Linked DNA regions of Homo sapiens: regions 1 and 2 are each linked to region 3. Evidence: chromatin contacts called from ENCODE Hi-C or POLR2A ChIA-PET data. All regions are on one chromosome and are shown on one strand. The core of a region is the stretch at or near the end of the contact, and the rest is flanking DNA. Distances in the headings are between cores, read along the strand shown.

Region 1 (4,089 bases), core at 959-3,458, 330 kb after region 3:
AGAAGGCAGGCCTTGTTCCAGTGAAAGAAGGGACTCCAAACTCTCGCTATGCTTCATTTCCTTTGGTCTAGAGCAGTGGTTCCCAAACAGGGATTGAAGGGGCCAAGGAGTAAGTTGAAGACATTGCTATGAATCCAAATATGTAATCCACCAAGCATTATCTGTAAAATGAGTATCTCATACATATATGTACTATTATTTAAAAATACACTTTGCTACTTAATTTCATAATTCTTTTAAATGAATTTGTAATTTTTTAAATTAATAGACTTTGTTCATTATATATTTCCTCAAATATATAAACAGTATGCACATAAAAGTATGCCTACTATCAAAGGACTTTGAACAATTTGGGGGCAATAGGGAAGCCTGACATTTTAAAATCCTGAGAACTTCTGATCTTGACTTCAAAAGGGGCAAAAGTCTACATTTGGGGTCCTTTAGAAACAGCAAGCTAGGAACTAGTTGGGTTGGGAGTCACATATGTCGGAGAGACCAAGTCATATCTTGTCAGCAGGATATCTCGAAGCAAGTTAACCTCTGTTTTCTTTTTACCCCCGGGCTTCAGTGCAGCCCTGTATAGGTATTCTTCTGGAGCAATCATTCTCAAACTCTGGGGGGGCACAGGCATCCCCAGGAGAGCTTGCTTAAGTAGTCTCCTGGGGCCCCAACACCAGAGATTCTGATTCAGTAGTTTGGGGTGAGGCCTTCAAATTTGCATTTCAAAGAAGCTCACACTGGATGCAAATGATGCTGGTGTGAGAACCACTGTTCTAGATTCTTCGCTGCACTCAGCAAACTAAGATAGGCAAATACAGCTCCCGGAACCAGAGAGGCTGACAAATGAATTCCAAAGAGATGCTGAATACTTGGCGATAAGAACTGCTGCTTTGAGATAAAGATGCTCCTCCTTTGTAGAACACAGTATTTTTTGGTTGGAAAGCAATCTGATGAGCAGACTAATGCGAACATTCACAGGATATTCTGGGAGATACCATGCCTTTAATCAAAATAATCAGATTCAATGACAGAATTTCAGAACCAAGGACCATTAGACATTGTGGGGTCTTTCGGGGGAAGCTTTCCTGTATCTCTAAATCATACTATGTAAGTAGAAAGCTTGCTGACTGCTTTTTTGTTAATACGATTTCTTCTAGCTTCCGTAGCCAACTTTTTTTTTTTTTTTTCTGGCTAGGGTTTTCATTATTTTATGTGATTAAGGACACTTTTCTGCCCCAAGTATTGTAATCCTCTCGGCCGGCTCTGTCCAAAAGAACTGTCTTCGATGATAGAAACGTTCTACATATGTACTTTGCCACATAGCAGCCACTAGCCATACATGGTTATGGCACACCTGAAATGTGGCTGGTGCCACTGAGGAATTAAGTTAATATTTAAAATTTAAATCCCAATACTGGACAGCACGGCTAAACCTTTCCTAACCCTTCACGTTTCTTATGAAGATTATATAGCAGGATATTACAAGCACTAAAAAAGAACTATCTTAAATCTGAAGCAAGATGATTTCCCTAACTAGTACGTTTGTTTGGTAAAAGAGGACGTGCTATTTTTTACAGTTAAATCTAATTCGTAAGTTGTAGAACGTTTTCTTAACAAGGTATCCCTCTCCCAAATTCCGGGAGAGGCTGGCTGCCTTTCCTTTTGCTCCAGCGGTTTATTTGGCATAAAATCTGCAGGCTTACAGGAGCTGACACCAGGGCAGAAAAGAATGAGGAATTTGTTTCCAAGTTGGTCACAGGCCGCTAATCTGACCTAGATGATGTTTAAAATAATATTCAAATACAGCACTTTAAAAAACTATGAAGGCTGAGAAGAAAACGAGAAATGGGAAGCAAGAAGGAAGGCGGAGCGTGCCGGCGACTTCTCAGGGGACTTCCTCAGGGAGTCCCATTCCAGTAACCCCGCGCTACCCACGGACCACCGCCTCTCTCTTGTCGGAAGACGCAAGCCCAAGGGGCGGCTCACCTCGTGCCGCGCGCAGGGACCACGGCCGCCGGGTGGTCCCCTGGCCCCGCCCCCTCCCACCTGGGCACCCCGAGCCCCGCCCCCCGAGCGCCCCGCCCCGCCCCGCCGCCGACTTCGCGCCGCGCTCGGGCGCCGAGTCTGCGCGCTGACGTCCGACGCTCCAGGTACTTTCCCCACGGCCGACAGGGCTTGGCGTGGGGGCGGGGCGCGGCGCGCAGCGCGCATGCGCCGCAGCGCCAGCGCTCTCCCCGGATCGTGCGGGGCCTGAGCCTCTCCGCCGGCGCAGGCTCTGCTCGCGCCAGCTCGCTCCCGCAGCCATGCCCACCACCATCGAGCGGGAGTTCGAAGAGTTGGATACTCAGCGTCGCTGGCAGCCGCTGTACTTGGTGAGTCGCGGACCCACGCGGCAGTCGCCGACCTCCTCCGAGACCCGGACTCGTGCCCTGTCCGCAGGGTCCCTCCCGCCTCCCCCGCCTCTCGCCTCTAGCCTCTCGCTCGGGGCGGAAGTGGCGGCGCGGTCCGCGTCAGGGGCGCGCCTGCGCTGACCGCTCTCTTGCTCCTTTTGGTTTAAAAAAAAAAAAAAAAAAAGCATACTTGAGCTGAGCAGCTCATGGTTAGCGCAAGCGCAGTTAGTTCTGGAGGGCGGTGCCACAGCGGCTTCTTGGGGAGCGCGTGGATGCGCCACCAGCGTTGCGCGGCCCGGGTCTGGGGGTCCTTGGGAAAGCCGTGGGGGCGCTCGGGCGCGCGCCCCCGGGCCGCAGCTTCGCCGTAGCTCCCACGCCGCTGTGCTTGGTTCTTGCTCGCGGACAGCTCTTTCTCTGGCCGGGTGTTTTGTGGCCGGGTGGGCAGCTGGCGTCCCCGGGAGCGGTGAGGGCGGGGGCGGGCGAGCCGGGCCGCGGCGTCCGGGTCCAGCTGGCGCCCGCGCAGGACCTGTGGGAGCAGGCCGCTCTGGGCGCCGGGCCGGCCGCCGCAGCCCTCTGCGAGGCGAAGCTCGCTCTCCTGGCGGAGCCGCGGTGGTTGGGGGTGGCTCGTGGCCTCTGGCGAGGGCAGCGCTCTCGGGACCCTCCGTCTTCATTTTCCCCCGTGGCCCAGCAGCGCCCAGCGTGGGTTCGGCCCCCATAGAACCTTCCCGGAACGAAAGAGGCTTTGCTTGTGTTCGTCCAGTGATAGCGTGTCATTCTCTTTATAGTTTTCCTTACTGAGGTATACTTTCCCTACAGTGAAACGCAGCTTTCATGTGTGCTCCCAGACGGGTGTCACAAATGAATCCCCTCTTGCAAGCCCCCTCAAATCAAAATAGCCTTTCCTTGCCCTGAGAAAGTGCCCTCATCCCCTCCCCGGGGGCACGGTGTTCCGATGCCTATCGCCCTAATCGTGCCTGTTCAGCTCACATAGATGCAATATGTAGTATAAACACCTGTGATTCGCTTTTTTTATGTCAACTAGACTACCTTTTAATTCAAACAAAACTTTATCTCTTTTAAAATGATGTAACTGCTTTCCCCTTCGTTTAATCCTTGTCGTATTATTCCCAAGATTGAATTTGGTGACGGTTAAGTTAATGCTGCTTCTGATGTTTGGTTCTCTCTGTGTAAAGTAAAAGACGGGCTTTCCTGTAAATGGATGATCCTGGGTTTTTCCCCTTTCCATTTAATTAGATGGCAGTGAAAAATGTGTTCAGAAAGTAACGTTTTCTTCTTGAACACATTAGTGGGAAGTATAAATATTCTGATTCCCATGATACAGAGTATGTTAGAATAGGGATCTAAGTTTTAAAGAATGCTGGTAAGGACTCTTCCAATTATAGACAATCTGAAACGCAAATTCTGGTAGGAATCTTCATGTGAGAGAGCCTGCCAGCTGCATCTTCTCCAGTTACATTTGTTTTAGCAGAGGCTGCTGTCTCTCTAAGGGATAGGTTATATATCGAAATAGATTTGAAAAGAGAAAAGTGAATATAACTTAATTCAGCTTAACATTTTGGTTTAAGAAATTTAATTTTCTTTGGTATCATTAATATCCTTGAAAATTCAATGAGAATTGTGATTCCTCTTTCCAGAAAAATGAACTTAACTCGCATCCACTGGAGATTTCACATGCATT
Region 2 (3,802 bases), core at 190-2,689, 460 kb before region 3:
CTGTGCTTAAACTCTATACCCTAACATCAGTTTTTGTGGATTATGTAGCAGTGTCTGTCTTTTTACTTCCTAATGGTTAATGATTGATTTTCAAATGAATTGATTTAAAATGGAAACCTAAGTATTACCTAATTTTTTTGAAAAATTGTCTTTGTAGAAGCTGAAACCTATCAACACTCTTCAAAATGCAATGGAATGTACCACGGACTGTATCTCGACTGGCACGCAGGACATGCTTGGAACCACATAATGCTGGTCTCTTTGGACACTGTCAAAATGTAAAGGGACCTTTACTTTTATACAATGCTGAATCCAAAGTGGTTTTGGTACAAGGCCCTCAAAAACAATGGTTGCATTTATCTGCTGCCCAGTGTGTTGCAAAGGAAAGGAGGCCATTGGATGCTCATCCACCCCAACCAGGAGTCCTTCGCCATAAGCAAGGGAAGCAACATGTTTCATTCAGGAGGGTTTTTTCATCCAGTGCCACAGCTCAGGGAACTCCGGAAAAAAAGGAAGAGCCTGATCCTTTGCAAGACAAATCTATTAGTCTTTATCAACGATTCAAGAAGACATTTAGACAGTATGGAAAAGTTCTGATTCCAGTGCATCTAATAACTTCTGGTGTTTGGTTTGGAACATTTTATTATGCAGCCTTGAAGTAAGTTTTTGCTTAGTTGAATGTCTTTCCCTGTCTTACCAGAATATTAATCTTTTTAATTGTACTAATGATAGCTTTAGATTTTTAAATGCTTTAATGTTTTTCATCAATAGAGGATAACTGTTTTTTCACATTTTAATAATAATAGCTAACATTTGCTTACTGTTTGGAGCAAGCATCTGGTGCAGTTTTTAACTGTTTCATCTTATTTAATCCTCCCAGCAACCATATAAAGCAAGTTACACAGTTACACCCATTTTATGAATGAGAAAACAGATTAGGCAAGGAGAAGTAAAAATAGTTCAGCTTTTCCCAAAATAACTCAGTTGCTAAGAAGTGGTGCCTGGACTAAAAACCCAATTAGGTGCGTCTGATCTCAAAGCATACACTCTCCTATATGCAGATCTCATCCTGGCATTCAGGAAAGCACAGACATAAAATAATCAAATTTCAGAAATTTGGCAGCACCATGACTCCATAATTATATATTTCTTAGAATGTTCATAAATGTGAAAAGATGTCTATTTTGCCATATGTATGGTTTTGGTGGGAAATTTGCAAGATTTTGCCAAAGTCCGGCTAATTTGTTTGCATTGATATTACCCAAGTCCAGTAAGTGTCAAGGAAAGGTCTTTTGTTCTGATCAGAAATTAATCTAGTAGGTCTAGCCTCCCAGTGTTTTGAAACATACAATTTAAAGTGCATCTCTCTTGTTAATACTATGCCTTCCCCTTAAGGTAAGTTATTTGCTTCACACTGCTTTAGGCTTAGGAGGACCAGTGATTTCCCATTTCTGCCACTAGTCGGCCGAGTGCCCATTCCTCAGTGTCCGGGCCTGGTGTGCGTGAAGGACTTAGACACTTCAGTAAACTCTCCTAATTGGTTGAGAATTATTTTATACTTTCCAGAGTTGAGTGGTTTTCAGTGCTTGATTATATTTAATGGCTTGATATCAAGACATTAACAAAATATGGTTAGTGTTGTACGTAAAGCTCACTCTTTAGAAGCAGCCTATTGCAGACTAAGCTATAAGTAGCTCTTCCAGGATGATGGAATAGAAACTACCTATTTTTGGGAACACAGGACCACATAGATTTCTTGACAAAATTTCTAAAAGGATTTTTTTTCACCTTGTGTAATTGATGCTGTTCTGTTTCACTTTGTATCTTTACATTATGTTCCTCTTATTTAATTATATCCTTCTTCATTGCATATCCTTTTCTTTAAGAATTGTATCTTTCCTTGCAGAAGATTCTTTAGGTGTATATTTTATGGAATTGTTTCTTGGTTTATTAATGACATTTTTGGACATGATTAATATTTATAGAAGTCTTCAAAACTGCCCTTGGTTTTTTGACAGAAAATAAAGTTACCATTTTGATCAAAAGTTATTGTAGGCATTCAGTCCTGCTATGTAATGAATGGATTTCTACATATTAAATTTTCTTTTTTGAGTCATGGAGGATTTTTGTGATTCAGTCTGTGAAAGATGACATGAAAAATACATATGTGTTTCTTTTGCCCTCGTCAGGTTGCCCATGTATGATAAGGCAAGGCATTCGGCCTCCTGGCTGGCCTTAGAGGGAGAAATTCAAGCTTTTAATTAATTGAATATGAGATTCTCATTTAGGCTATTAAGAATAATATTTTTGTTCCTTTTACTTTTCCTTATTCTCTGGTAAAAGTTCTGTAACTGAAAAAGTAGACCCAGAATAATCTAGTGATCTTAATAATGCTTAAGATTTCTTCAGTGCTGTGGGCATCTGAAGCAGCTGTGGGTGATGCTCTGTCATCCCCTGTAAAATGCAACTTTCTTAGTTTTATTTTCCTCCCTCTTTTTTGCAGAATGCTTATATGTAAACATGGTGATACAACTGTCTACTTTAAAATAATACCCTTCCCCATTACACCTTGCTTTGGGGCTATTTGTTAGCATAGGAATCGGGTTGCTAGACCACCACTACTGCCCCGCCACGACCACTGGGTCAATTCTGTCATAGCATCACGTAGAGAATTTATAATGGGCAGGATGGGTTGCTTTCCAGAACAGTCCTCCTTGGGGTTTTTATTAGATCCTTCAAAATTTGAAAGTCAATTTATTCTATATGAAGATCTTAATCACAAGTAATGCTTAAAAAAATCAAATTCATGAATGAAAGAAAAAGGAATTCGAATATTTTCACTGTAGGATGATTGTATTTAAAAGTTGAAGTTGATTATACTAAATACAGATTGTCAATTCACCTGACAAGAGGCTAGTTATATTTTAGTGTTGTTCGTTTGTTTGTTTTAACTGGAAAAAGTTCTGTGTTATTTGCTTGTTGCCTACTTACTATTAAAAGAAAGGGAGAAAAATAGTTTGTAGCTGGAAAGATGGGCATTTGACATCATGCCTCATTACTGACCAGTGTTTGTCTTGGTTACCCTGATAGCTCGCATTACTGCCTTTCTAGGCATCGTAGAGCAAAATGTCATTCTATATTTAGAATGACAGAGTGATGAAGTTCTCAGGTTTTTGAAATACTTTATTTCAGGGAGTTCTAAATTGTGCATGCTAATAGATTTTATTTTAAACTGAGCTTTGTTGCCGCTCCTATCTGGCAAAGCCTTGCAGAGATCTGGTGTCTTATGTCCAGAAGTGCTTTAGTTTGATCAAGTGTGGCTCAGCAATGATGATGTGGTCCCTGCATTTAGATGCCTTGTGTTTGAGACCTCAAGTTCCTAAAGTTACAGATCCACTGTGAGGCAAAACCCTGATTGATTTCTACTGCACTTTATCCAGACAGTGAATGTGCTTTTGTCCTTGTGTGTTTCTTCATCTGTGGAAACAGTTGTAAAGCTGGCAGTTTGAGAAGCACAGATTCCTGGCTGGCTGTGGGCACTTCAGAGTAGAAAGTGACAAACAGTAGATGTTTCTGTTTGAATCAGACCCTCATTAATACTTCATGTTCAGTAATTCCAGAGGAAATGAAAGTTATTTTTAAGAAAAGTCATCAACAGTTTAGAAATAAGTGGGGCCGGGCACAGTGGCTCACGCCTGTAATCCCAGCACTTTGGGAGGCTGAGGCAGGCGGATCGTCTGAGGTCAGGAGTTCGAGACCAGCCTAACCAACATGGAGAAACCCCATCTCTACTAAAAATACA
Region 3 (4,081 bases), core at 1,582-4,081:
TCTGCCTAACAATGAAGCAAACAATGCCCCCCAAAAAATGTCCCTAAAAAGTGGCAGGTCTTGTGGCCTAAATTTTCAAATAGTAGACAGAACCTTTGCATTCCTATTTTGAAACTTAAGACTCATCTTCCATGTACACCCGTAATATAGGTCAAGATGTAATTCTAAACTAACACAGTTCATATAGGCAGAAAGTCTCTTTGACATCAGAAAATAATGGCTTCCAGGAGATTTTTTTCTGAGACCTAAAAAAAGGAAGGAACAGAGGGAGAGAGGGAAGGAGACAGAGAGGAAGGAAGAAAGAAAAGAATAATTTTGGACTACATAGCAATTTTGCCGCTATTCATATTTAATATCCATGTGCCGCTATACATTCTGTTAACTATTTCCAAAAATTTTTCCAGGTTAATATGGTGCGCTCTTCTTTTACAATGTTTTATCACTTCTTGAGGGATAACATTTTTCCTTCTCTACTAACTCTTACACAGGAAGAAGGACACATCATAGAGACTGGATAAGCCCAGATTCCAAAGAAAGATGAGAAGAAACATGGCAAGGACTACCAGAAAGATCAGAGCAGTCTACAATTTCAAGAATTCCTGCCCAGGGCCCTGAGGTGGCTTTGGTTTTACGTGATGACGTAGAGCAGTCACCTCCCACCCACCACAAGGAGACTTTATGCTGGCTACATGCAGAGACGTCAGGAGCTCAGGGATCTCTGCTGGACTGCCTGCCAGAAACCATGCACAAGGAGCAAAAGTCACTCTCCTCTGACTGTGCTTCCCTATCAGTCAGGGAGGTTACCCCTGCAGCAGCCCAGAGCAAAAACAGAGAGCGTCCCAGGAGCTATGAGGCTGGTCTGCCAGGCTGCTAAGTCAACCAAGACTACAGCACAGTCCCAAACTGTAAACACCTCTGCAGACGGGCCCTTGCTCTCCGCGTGCCAGGCAAGAAAACTATTCTTAGAACACTGTCAGCAGTTGGGGGAAAATAAATATTTGTCTATGTATGTATATACTCCAGTGGGAGTAGGGTGGGGTGCAGGAGTCTCAAATAATGTGCCAACAAATTGGCACAAAATCCCTTAATAAGCAGCTGGCACTGGCTGCGTTCCACTGCAGGATTGTGGTCTTGCAAACCAAGCCCATGAGAGGATTCAAGAGACAGCCCTAAAAACCTGCCGGGAAGAGTCTTCTCCAATGTAAATACAAACCTACACGAACCAGGACCATGGCCAACAATGGCAAGCCCTTCCAAGGGTAACAGCAGAATGTTAAGAAATTAGAGAGGTCATTTAAAACAAGGGAGGAAGGTAGCTACAATTCCATTACAGCAAATCCCTTACTGGCATTTACATTCCCAGCCCTAATTCCTAACACTGTGTTCAATGTCAATAGCAAAATGAAGCTCTTAAAAAGAATTAAGCTTTCAAAGATCATAAGGAAGTTAGCCCCCTGTTTTAAAAAGCACTGCTTAGAAAGGTCCATCAAATAACATTTCAAGGGTTGATGGGAAACCAAATATAATTCAATAAATATACATGGGTAATACTCAGACATCCTCATTTGTCTATGTAATGACTCAGATTTGACACTCTGATCCTTGACTGAACACAAAGACTATATTCCAGAAGAATTGTGCAGAGTACAAAGGGAGAGTTACAGATGACAACACACTCGAGTTAAAGACTAGAAAAGACAATACCATATACAGAATGCAGACATGACTTGATGCAATGGCAGTCTCCCTGTGCAGACTTTGCAGAACCTTCTCTGTCATTCAATACTCAGTCCTGAAGCTCCAGGGAAGATACAGAGAGGAGGATGCCATTCTTGGCTAGCCAAACCGGCAGAAAGGGCCGTTTTTAAAAGGAAGCTTCCCAGCACTAGCCCTTCGAGAAGGCACCAACCTCCTTACCAGCCATAGGACCCTATTTTTGAGAGTCAATGCTGCTCACCATCTCTATCCACCTCTACTGCAAATAACTTACTAATACTAGCGCTCAGAACCCACATTCTGTGCAGCTACTCTTACCTCACATCCTACAATGCCTAACACATAGTAGGCCCTCAATAAATATGTATTGCAATGGTAATTAACATTTAGAAAGCAGCGCTGGTCCGGGGATGAGAAGATGCCAAAATAATTAGAAAAGAGAAAAAGAGAAGGGAATAGACCAAGACACAGAGGAAAAGAAAAGAAGCAAATCAAAATTATCTAATTCTAGCTAATTAAAAAATTTTGGGGGAAAAACAAAAATCATGCTAGTTCATGCGGCTATGGGCACACAGCAACCATTCCTGTGCCTGGGCAGAGCTAAGGAGTCCTGCTTGCTTTAAAGAGCTTCTAGCTGCCCTGACTGGCGACGAGGTGTCCCTCCAGGTAGGTGACCCAAGAACGCTGTACTCTCGGATGCGCCTTCCCCCAGTGCCGCCCACCCACCATGCGTCCCTGTCGTCCTGAAAACCTCTGCCTCATCGGGAAACCTTCTCCTTTTCCAATTAAAAAAAAAAAAAAAAAAGTTTAAACAAGCAAATGCCCTCTCCGCCACGATAGCGATTTAACCTAAACCGAACCCACTGTCTTCCACCGGTGTACTCACAGGGCGCGCCCCCAGGCCCACCCGGGGCGGCGCACCGGGAAGGGGTCCCGAGGAAGCTTCCTAAAGGCTGTGCAGGGCAGACCCCTTCACAAAGGCAAGTGCCGGGCCGGGCTGGGTGCTTGTCGCTTCCTGTTTATTCCAAGGTGAGGGGCAGAGAGAAATTCAACACACGCCTGCTTCCTCCGGGGCTCGGAGACCCAGCCTAAGTGCAACAGCAGCAGCCCCAGACAATCGACTTCCCAGCCAATGCCGGGAGCTCCGGGCGGTCCCGCGACCGACGTCAACGCGCGCGGGGGGACCCGGGGGGACGCCGGGTGAAGCGGGCCCGAGGGGCCGGGGCCGGGGAGCGCGCGGTGCAGGATGCGGGACTGAGGGGCTGCGGGGCTTGGCCCGCCCCCTCCTTCCCGCAAACTCCCCGGTCAGGTCCTGCAGGATCTTCCCGCTTCCCGCTGACCTCCAGTCCCTGCCCGCCACGGCTCGCCGAGGCCTAGGGGCGCGGAGACAGTTGGGGCTGCCATCCGCGCGCCCATCCTGGCCTCCGGGCGGTGCAGAATTCAGTCTTGCAACCGCGGGACACCCTGCGCCCCAGGGCACCAGGAAACAGAAAACGGGGTGGGGGTCGGCGAAGTCCCTCCACCGGCGTAACCCCGCCCGCGGGCCAGCCCCGGATCCCCGCCGTGCCCACCGGCAAGCCCACCCGGACCAAGCCTCACAGACCTCGCGCGCTCGGCGCCCAGCTTCTCCCTCCGGCCCCAGCCGACGGCGCAGGCTCGCGGACGTCCAGTTCCCAAAGCGTCCGGTTCCCGAGTCCCCCGCCACCCCTCCCTCCGGAGCGCAGCGGTGAACTTGGGCCAGAAGCCCCGACCACTGCGGCCACCTCGGGTCCGCACTCACCTGGGCCGCCCCCCCGGAGCGGAGGCGGGGACTGCCCGCAGTGCGGCTCCGCGGCCACCGGCCCTGCTGGCCAGGGGGAGGGGCGCTGTGCGGGGCGCGGCAGGGGGCGCGCGGCGGGCCGGCGGGGAGCGCGGCGCGCCGGGGTTCTTTAAGAGCTGAGGACCTCACCCCCGGGCCTCCCCCGCGCTCCCCGCCCTGCTTCCACTTTCCCAGGCACCCGCAGCCTGTCTGGCTGCAGCGGCGGCAGCGGCTCAGTGGCTTGCAGGGGATCCCCGGCCGGCCGCGGCGGCGCGCGGAGCGGGCAGGGCCAACGCACTCGCCTGCTAATCCCGCCGGGCCCGGTCCGCAGCCTCAGCGCGGGGAGAGAGGGGACGCGGCGCTGCGGCCGCCGGGGAGGTGTCCCGCCTCCAGTCGCCGGAGGGGGGAGTGTCCCGCCTCCCGCCGCCGTCGCCGCCGTCTGTCTCCAGCCGTGACTGCGCGCCGCGGCTGTGTCTGTCTCCAACTCCTCCAGTCTCTCCTCCTCCTTCCCACTCCGCGGTGGGGACCCGGCGCGCGGCCAGGCCGCGGGTACCGGGGCCGCCGTGG

Evidence for each region. A loop is a pair of places that touch in the nucleus more often than their neighbours do. ChIA-PET counts read pairs that join two places held with the same protein, here RNA polymerase II (POLR2A). Pooled maps may share reads with other maps.
Region 1: a map of gastrocnemius medialis shows a loop between it and region 3 (5-fold over the local background). The contact joins the promoter of PTPN2 here to the promoter of LDLRAD4 in region 3. A Hi-C loop is called at or near these places in 1 of 168 maps with a recorded cell type or tissue (gastrocnemius medialis) and 1 of 50 pooled maps. POLR2A ChIA-PET finds 5 or more read pairs at or near these places in 1 of 52 experiments (GM12878).
Region 2: a loop to region 3 is called in a map of naive thymus-derived CD4-positive, alpha-beta T cell, with 11 times the contacts of the local background. The contact joins the enhancer-like site here to the promoter of LDLRAD4 in region 3. A Hi-C loop is called at or near these places in 2 of 168 maps with a recorded cell type or tissue (CD4-positive, alpha-beta memory T cell and naive thymus-derived CD4-positive, alpha-beta T cell), 1 of 37 single-sample maps with no recorded cell type and 13 of 50 pooled maps.

What each region holds. Positions count from the first base shown.
Region 1 is chr18:12,882,356-12,886,444 of GRCh38, reverse strand. PTPN2 (protein tyrosine phosphatase non-receptor type 2) reads left to right here and starts at 2,208. Exons shown (of 9, transcript NM_002828.4): 1 at 2,208-2,372. The coding sequence starts at 2,304. RefSeq lists silencers at 587-636, 1,996-2,285, 2,666-3,005.
Region 2 is chr18:13,678,461-13,682,262 of GRCh38, reverse strand. FAM210A (family with sequence similarity 210 member A) reads left to right here. Exons shown (of 4, transcript NM_152352.4): 2 at 158-658. The coding sequence starts at 186. Among named protein-coding and RNA genes, the nearest start is that of FAM210A, 46 kb to the left of the region's middle. Within about 2 kb of position 1,439, at least 2 of the 41 ENCODE cell types and tissues checked have a DNase peak (open chromatin) inside an H3K27ac peak, as active enhancers do.
Region 3 is chr18:13,217,510-13,221,590 of GRCh38, reverse strand. It overlaps LDLRAD4 (low density lipoprotein receptor class A domain containing 4), which reads right to left and starts at 2,831. Exons shown (of 7, transcript NM_001378100.1): 1 at 2,603-2,831. RefSeq lists a silencer at 3,671-4,040.